2 separate regions of the Homo sapiens genome follow, and region 2 is linked to region 1. A link is a contact called in ENCODE Hi-C data. All regions are on one chromosome and are shown on one strand. The core of a region is the stretch at or near the end of the contact, and the rest is flanking DNA. Distances in the headings are between cores, read along the strand shown.

The links. Hi-C counts contacts between places; a loop is a spot of excess contacts on that map. Pooled maps may share reads with other maps.
Region 2: a loop to region 1 is called in a pooled map, with 5 times the contacts of the local background. The contact joins two enhancer-like sites. A Hi-C loop is called at or near these places in 2 of 50 pooled maps.

Annotation. Positions count from the first base shown.
Region 1 is chr20:52,746,665-52,750,296 of GRCh38, forward strand. No RefSeq gene overlaps it. Among named protein-coding and RNA genes, the nearest start is that of LINC01524, 130 kb to the left of the region's middle. Within about 2 kb of position 1,612, at least 3 of the 41 ENCODE cell types and tissues checked have a DNase peak (open chromatin) inside an H3K27ac peak, as active enhancers do.
Region 2 is chr20:54,196,642-54,200,273 of GRCh38, forward strand. No RefSeq gene overlaps it. Among named protein-coding and RNA genes, the nearest start is that of PFDN4, 9.6 kb to the right of the region's middle. Within about 2 kb of position 1,553, at least 3 of the 41 ENCODE cell types and tissues checked have a DNase peak (open chromatin) inside an H3K27ac peak, as active enhancers do.

The sequences.
Region 1 (3,632 bases), core at 362-2,861:
CCCACTGATTCTACATTTTGGTGAGTTTTATAATTATTTCATTAAATATTACAACGTAATAATAGAAATAAAGTGCACAATAAATGTAATGCACTTGAATCATCCCAAAACCAACCCCCGACCTTCAGTCCGCGGAAAAAACTGTCTTCCACAAAAACCAGTCTTTGGTGCCAAAAAGATTGGGGACTGCTGCCCTAGGACATATTTTTAGTTGACAAACAGGCTTATAAAGCAATCAGACCAAGGAGGAAGGGCTCCTTTCTGTTGGAATGAAACAGGATGGGATGTAGGCCTGGAGGGGCTGACAGCCATGCTGATATCATATGAACCTGGGAGGGGAGCCAACTTGGAGAGGAGCTGTGCTGAGGGATGGCACGAATCATATTCTGGGGATTCAGTGACATCAGTCAACAAGGCCCCATTAATAATTAAGCCAGTTTAAGTTAAAGATTTCTGTTATTGGCTACAGGGCGCAGAGGAACGAAACACTTGATATAAGATTTAAACAAATTGAAAATGTTTAAATTAATTATTTTCTTTTTACAGATGCACTGAAACTTTTATTCACAAACTTAACTCAAAGTATCCTAATTTAAGACATAGTCAGGGAGCAAAGAGAGTGCAGAGTTAAAAATTACTGTCTTTAAAGTCAGTAGACCTGAGTTCTAGTCTTACCTCTACTGCTTTATTTTAAGAATGTAGTCATTAATTCAGTTAAATAGCCAATATTTTTTGAATGCCTGTCCATATGTTACAAACTCATTTCACCTGAGCATGATATGAAAAAAAACTAAAATTTTTAGCCATGTAATATGTAATTTGGGGTAAGTTTTTTTTTCATTTCTGTAAACTAGTTTCTTCATTTGTAAAATGGTAACAGTAATTGTAATCACCTTATCACACATGAATGATACTTTGAGTCGTATTTTGCCTTTTGAACATATACAGTTATTTGAAGAAAGGTCTTTACCTTGAAAGACATGACTAGAAAACAAAGATACATATGTCCTTGGGTGTAAACACTCCTGTCTGCAAGGGTCTAGCTCTGATGAACTCTGAAGGTCATTTCCAAGAGAGCAGTATTAGTTAGGATGCAGAAAAGGCTGCTGCTATATGAAAATACAATGGTTTAAATGAGCAGTAAATGGCGTTTCTCTGATGGAACAGTGCAGAACATCATCCAAGGTCGGTAAGGTGACTTAAAACTACCAGGGACATTGAGCTTTCTGTCTTACTACTTTGCTGCCTCTAGGGTGCAGCTCTTGTCCACATGGTATAGATCTCATCCTCCTGGACAAAGATGCCTGCGCTCCCACCCTCAGGAAGACGGGAGGGGAGAAAGCGGAGGGAACCCCTCCTTTCCTGTTAAGGACACGACATGGAATCTGGAAACTTCCACTTCCTCTCACACCTCATTCGCCAGAACTTAGTTATATGGTTATATCGAGGTGCAGGGGAGCCTGGGGAATATAGCCTTTAGCTGGGCTCCTTTGTGCCAAACAAAAACTACTGTTACTGTTGGACAAGGGGAGAATAAGTATTGGGGGCACCTGGCATACTCTGCCACATCTATTATTCCATATCAGAAGGAAGGAACCGCACATTCATTAGCTCCAAATCTGTTCTTGCTTCTGGGTTTCAGCCATTCCTTGGGCAGCCAAGTGGGCCTACTTCCATCTGGCCTGTGCCGTAAATCCTCTTCCCTTTGCAAAGAGCATTTCTTGCATGTAAAGCGCAGAAATCCAGGGCCATCAGCCTCTCCTGGAGTTGTGTGTGTGTGAGTGTGTGTGCGTGCACGTGTGTGTGTGTCCAAAGTCATTCTTTGGCGGAAGGCTACCTCTATGTGAATAACGGGCCCACTTGTATTTTATATTAGCTTCTGCTTTATTTCATAATTTTTTAAGGGAACACTTTTTCCTCTCATGCAGGAAAATCTAATTATGCAGTGACAGCAGTTGGCTGACTCGGGCACAACACAACATGTCAATTTTCAGTTGCTTACACGGTCTCACAGAAACTGTTAGAAATTGTTTTGAAATCTGGCATACATTTCAGTCATGTTAATTCCTACAACTGTGCCAAACTAGATGAAATTTGGCTCCTCCACACTCTGGGGAAGGTGGGGGATTGAGAAAGGCGAAGTTGTTGTGTTTTGTTTTTTTTTTTCCCGGCAGTGACATCATCTCTTCATCCTCCCCTTATGATGAACGGTGTCCTCAAACAAGCCAAAAAGTAATATAACTTTATATTTACAAGACCGAGTGACAAAATGATGGCCAGAGACTGGAGCTGTGCTATAAAACGATTGAAGAAATACAGATGGCATGATGGTTTTTTTTTCTTCCAACAGATTTGTGCCAGATGTGTGAATATTGATAATTTCTCTGGAGCTCAACTCAAGGCACAATATAGATTTCTGTTTGATGGAGGGACAGGAGAGTGAGAATTCATCCCAGCGATGGTATTTACAGGAAATGTTTTGCCTCTTCTTCCAAATCTGTCAAAGCAGAACCAGAAATCCCAAATTTCCAAATGAGCCTCTGAGTCACCCTTTGTTCTGGACCCAATTTTTATCTCCTCAGTAATTGACAGACTGGAAAATTCATTTGTGAAAACATGTGGTAGGTTTCTAAAAGTGGAGCCTCTCAACTGGCTGAACTGATCCCTGTGCATCAATTCAGGGCATGAGTAGTAGCAAAATCTTAGAAAAGCATCTTAGAAAGGTATCCACTTTATCATCAGTCTTCTCCATAGAATCTTAATAATAAAAATATTTTAATAGAATGATATTTTTCAACACTTGTGATGGAAAAACTTGAAAAAATGTACTTATTTCCAAAGCTCTTCTAGGTTTCCTTTTTATTCTTTCTAGTATTCTAATACCCCTGAACCCATTTTAAAATAAGATTCTGGGAGCCAGAAAATTTCAATAAAGTTCAGTTTTTTAATCCAACTTTGATTTTGCTTAATATCAGACAGAATTATTGAAAAGATTTTTTTAAAAAAACAGAAATATTTATTATTCTTAGAAAGATTCAGCTTTGATCAAATAATTAAGCAAGTCAATTTCAAAATCAGTATAAAAATGTTTTCATATCTGTACCTTGCTATCTTCTGTGAAGCATTTCAAATGACTTTAGAGGAAGACATCTATAATGGAAAACATAAGTAGAGAAATAAGGAAGAGAGGCAAAAAGACAGAGAAAATAAAGAATTAGAAAACGACCAATGAAAATTGCCCAGGACATTGGGAATACCTTTTGGCTATAGTTGAAACTTGAATTTGCCTTCGAGCTTCTTGGTGGCCATAGCAAAAATGGAGACATGATCACTTACATCATTTTCTTTATCAGAAAGCAAGGACTACATCAGTTCCTTAGGGGAAGAAAGTTTACTCCTAACATTGAGGTATTAATGGTGGTTCTCAACTGCGGGCAGTATTACCCCCTCCCCTGGAATATTTCGCAATGCCTTGAGGCATTTTTAGTGGTCAAAACCCTGAGAGGGGAGGTGCTGCTCGCATCTAATGAGTAGGGGCCTGGGATGCTGCTACACATCCTACAAGCATCTTCACAACAAAGAATTATCTGGCCCCAAATGTCAACAATCCAAGGCTGAGAAATCCTGGGTTA
Region 2 (3,632 bases), core at 303-2,802, 1.4 Mb after region 1:
ACAGTTCCCCCCCTTTGGGGAGTGGGATCTTAAAATAAAAAGGAGAAAAGTTTTCATTGCTATGTTGTCCTATATATCTTGTCAAATTATGCAAAAAATACATGTAGACTTGTTTCACAAACATAACTAGATAGCATAATTACTTGGGTGGTACTAAAATTTGTTTGAACAAAGTTAGTTCTAAAGGAAGTGAGGCAGGATTCTTTTTGAGAAGTATAATATTTAATTTTTATGGGTATGGGAAAATACAGTGTAGATGAGAATAACTACGATTTGTATCCTTATTTTATCAGATAACAGTTATATAAGGTATAGAAACTTAGAGGCATTACCCAATTGTCCTGAGCCTCCTTTCACCACCTACAAAATGAAAATTATACCTATAGTTTGAACTGAATTAATTTGCAAAATTAATTTAAGAACCCAAAGTATATATTAAATGCTTAAGAGAAATACAGCCTCTTTTTAAGGCCATTGACAATTTAGGGACTGCCCCTCCTCCTCATGTCTTCGCAGACAGCTTTTCCGGAGCTTAGCAAGTGGTAGCTCGCAAAGTACTGAAATCTTCTCCTAGGATCCATGTCCTACACTGCTACAAGAATCACTGATTACATTGGCAATTCAACATTTATTAGGTCAAATGGAATCCATCGTAGCCAGGACCTCAGCTCTCCTTCAGTATGCTCAGATAACACCTGACCGAATATGGGAAGAGGCTCATTGTGTAAACACAAACGTGGAAGTGCCTTTTATTAAAACAAGATTTTACCTGTAGAAAGATTTGAGCATTCAATTTGCCTCGAGGTAGCATCTTTACCTGGAAATGAAATCTCATTCTGTTATTGGAGCCAATGTGTTTATGTCACCATTGGATGCAGGAACAACTTAAAAAATAATAGTATACATATGTTATGATTAACTCTAAACTTTTGTTTACTTTAAGGATAAGCTAAAAAAACTCACTATTGTCAAAAATAGCTTCTGTAATTTGTTCTTTTCACAAGAAGTAAAATTCTTGTGTTATTTTTTATTCTCTGTACCTTGCGAATAACTCATAACTTAGGAGTTCCCAAGTTATGTTCATTCCTCCATTGCAATCTCTGTCCCACCCTTCCCTTTCTTTCCATTTCCGTTGCAATGTAATGTAAGGTTAAGAGCATGGAATGCAAGAGGTGCCAGTTTCAACTCTAGCTCTACTGTTTCTAGCTCTGTGTCCTCGAGCACATTATGTCCCGTACTCTTGCCTCAGTTATACCATCTGTGTGTAATAATGATAATACTACCTCCTTTATAGGGTTGGTTAACTAATGGTCTGTTTTATAAAGGTCTAAAAACATTGTATACGTTGAAGGGCTTTTAAAAATGCTGTACTTTTAGCCAGGTAAAAATTCGGTTAAGAATTCAAACTAGCAAAAGATGATTCTACTTTGGCCCAAAGGCAGTGGTTTCCTGGGTTTGTGTCATCTTGCTTTGCAGCGTGTAGACAATTCTTCAGGAGTTGCAGAGAGAAAAATAACATGCCAGATTTTGGGGTCACAGTGCCATCTGCTGAAGAAAGGAGTGTTGCTCGAACAATGAGTCCACATGATCACAATTTGCGTAAGTACTAGGCCTAGCCAAAAAACAAAACAAAACAAAACAAAAAGAATGCAATAAGTTATGGACTCTTGTACATTGTAGTGGAGTGAATTCCTCAACAGCTTACGCTGTATTATATATTACTGTATTAATCTCTAAATACATTATCACTTATTTATTCATGCATTGATTTATTCATTAGTTAACATTTGTTAAGCACCTACTTTCCTGTTGGTGCCGCAACAACAGAGATGAAGAAAACAGGCATGATCTGTTTCCTTTGGTGCTCTCAGTTTAACAGGGACACAGAATTCAAAAGGGAATATACCAGGGAGGCGTAGAAAGCTGCTTTAGGGGGCAGCGGATGCTGCTCTTGTCTGGGAGATGGGTGCGTTTGAGGAAAGCTTGTGTCTTAGTCAGTCTATGCTGCTACAACTAAAGTCCTGAGTCTAGGTAATTTATAAACAATAGAGATTTATTCCTGACAGTTCTGGAGGCTGGAAAATCCAAGATCAAGGCACCTGTAGGTTTAATGGCTGGTGAGAGGTCCAGTCTCTCCTTCTAAGATGCCAACTTGTTGCTGTGTCCTCTGCAGGGCAGAATGCTATGTCCTTACATGGTAGAAGAACAGAAGAGAATGAACCTTGATATGGTTTGGCTGTGTCCTCACCCAAAATCTCATCTTGAATTGTAATCCCCATAATCTCCATGTGTCAAGGGAAAGACCAGGTGGAGATAATTGAATCAAGGGGGCGGTTTCGCCTACTCTGTTTTCGTGATAGTGAGTGAGTTCTCACGAGGTCTGATGGTTTTGTGTTTGGTAGTTCTTCCTGCATTTATTCTTGATCTTGCCGCCCTGTTAAGAAGGTGCCTTGCTTTCCCTTCACCTCCCGCCATGATTGTAAGGTTCCTGAGGCCTCCCCAGCCATGTGGAACTGCGAGTCAATTAAACCTCTTTCCTTTCTAAATTACCCAGTGTTGGGCAGTTCTTTATAGCAGTGGGAGAATGGACCAACACAAACTCGTTCCCTCAAGCCCTTCTATAAGAGACCCAATCCCATTCTTGAGGGCTCTGTCCTCAGACTTAAAGACCCCCGCCTCATTGTAAAACCACATTGGCCATTAAATTTCAACTACGAACTCTGGAGGACACATTCAAATCATAGCAGCTTCCTTGATGGGAGTAACATAGACGCTGAGTCTTAAGGATAGGCAGACGGTAGAATGCAGCTGGCTGAACAATAGGAGAAAGGCATCATAGGCAGCAGGAAAAGCAAGTGCAAAGGCCCTGAGGCAGGAGGGAGCGTGTAGCATTCACAGAATGGAGGCCCAAGAGGGTGAAGCACAGTGAGTGAGGGGAAAGATGGTCCAAAACAAGGTCAGGGAGGGAGGCTAGGCCCTGGTAAGAAATTTAAGTGCAATGGGAAAACAATGAAACATTTCAAACAGCGTTATGGAAAAACCATTTGCAAAATTGTTTAGCTAAATACAAACTGACAGTACTTAACATTACCCAGCACAGTAAGATTCAAAAGAAGTGCAAAATATTCGGAAGGTGGATTTGAATGATTTAAGTCTGGGGAACACTGTCATGTTCCTCGGGTGCCCTCTGCAGGCGCCAAACCAAATTGCTGCGTGATCCTGGGGATTTGCTCCTTCTTGCCTCTCACTCCTCATGGCCAGCATGGAAGAGGAATCTGATCAAGGTTTCCTTTTTAAATCTTAGAACCAGGAGCCTGGAGCAGGTGTTGCAGGTTTTGGAGGGCACCCAGGTGCGTACTGCCAGGAAATGATGTGATAACCTCATTCTCGCTTTGTGACAAAATCTAAATTAAACTGGGACATGTCTGGACAATTTTGTAGCTTACATACCAATTCAAACAGGTTTTTTTTTTCTCTTCATTTTCCAGTCAATATACTGACCATTTCTGTCCTTATATCTTCCTCACGGAGTGTTCCTGATGGTAGTCACACAGTCTTTTATTATAATTTTATGAGTTCTTGTTGGAGCGATTAATAGCATTTATACTAATAAAACTTTCTAACATACTGTA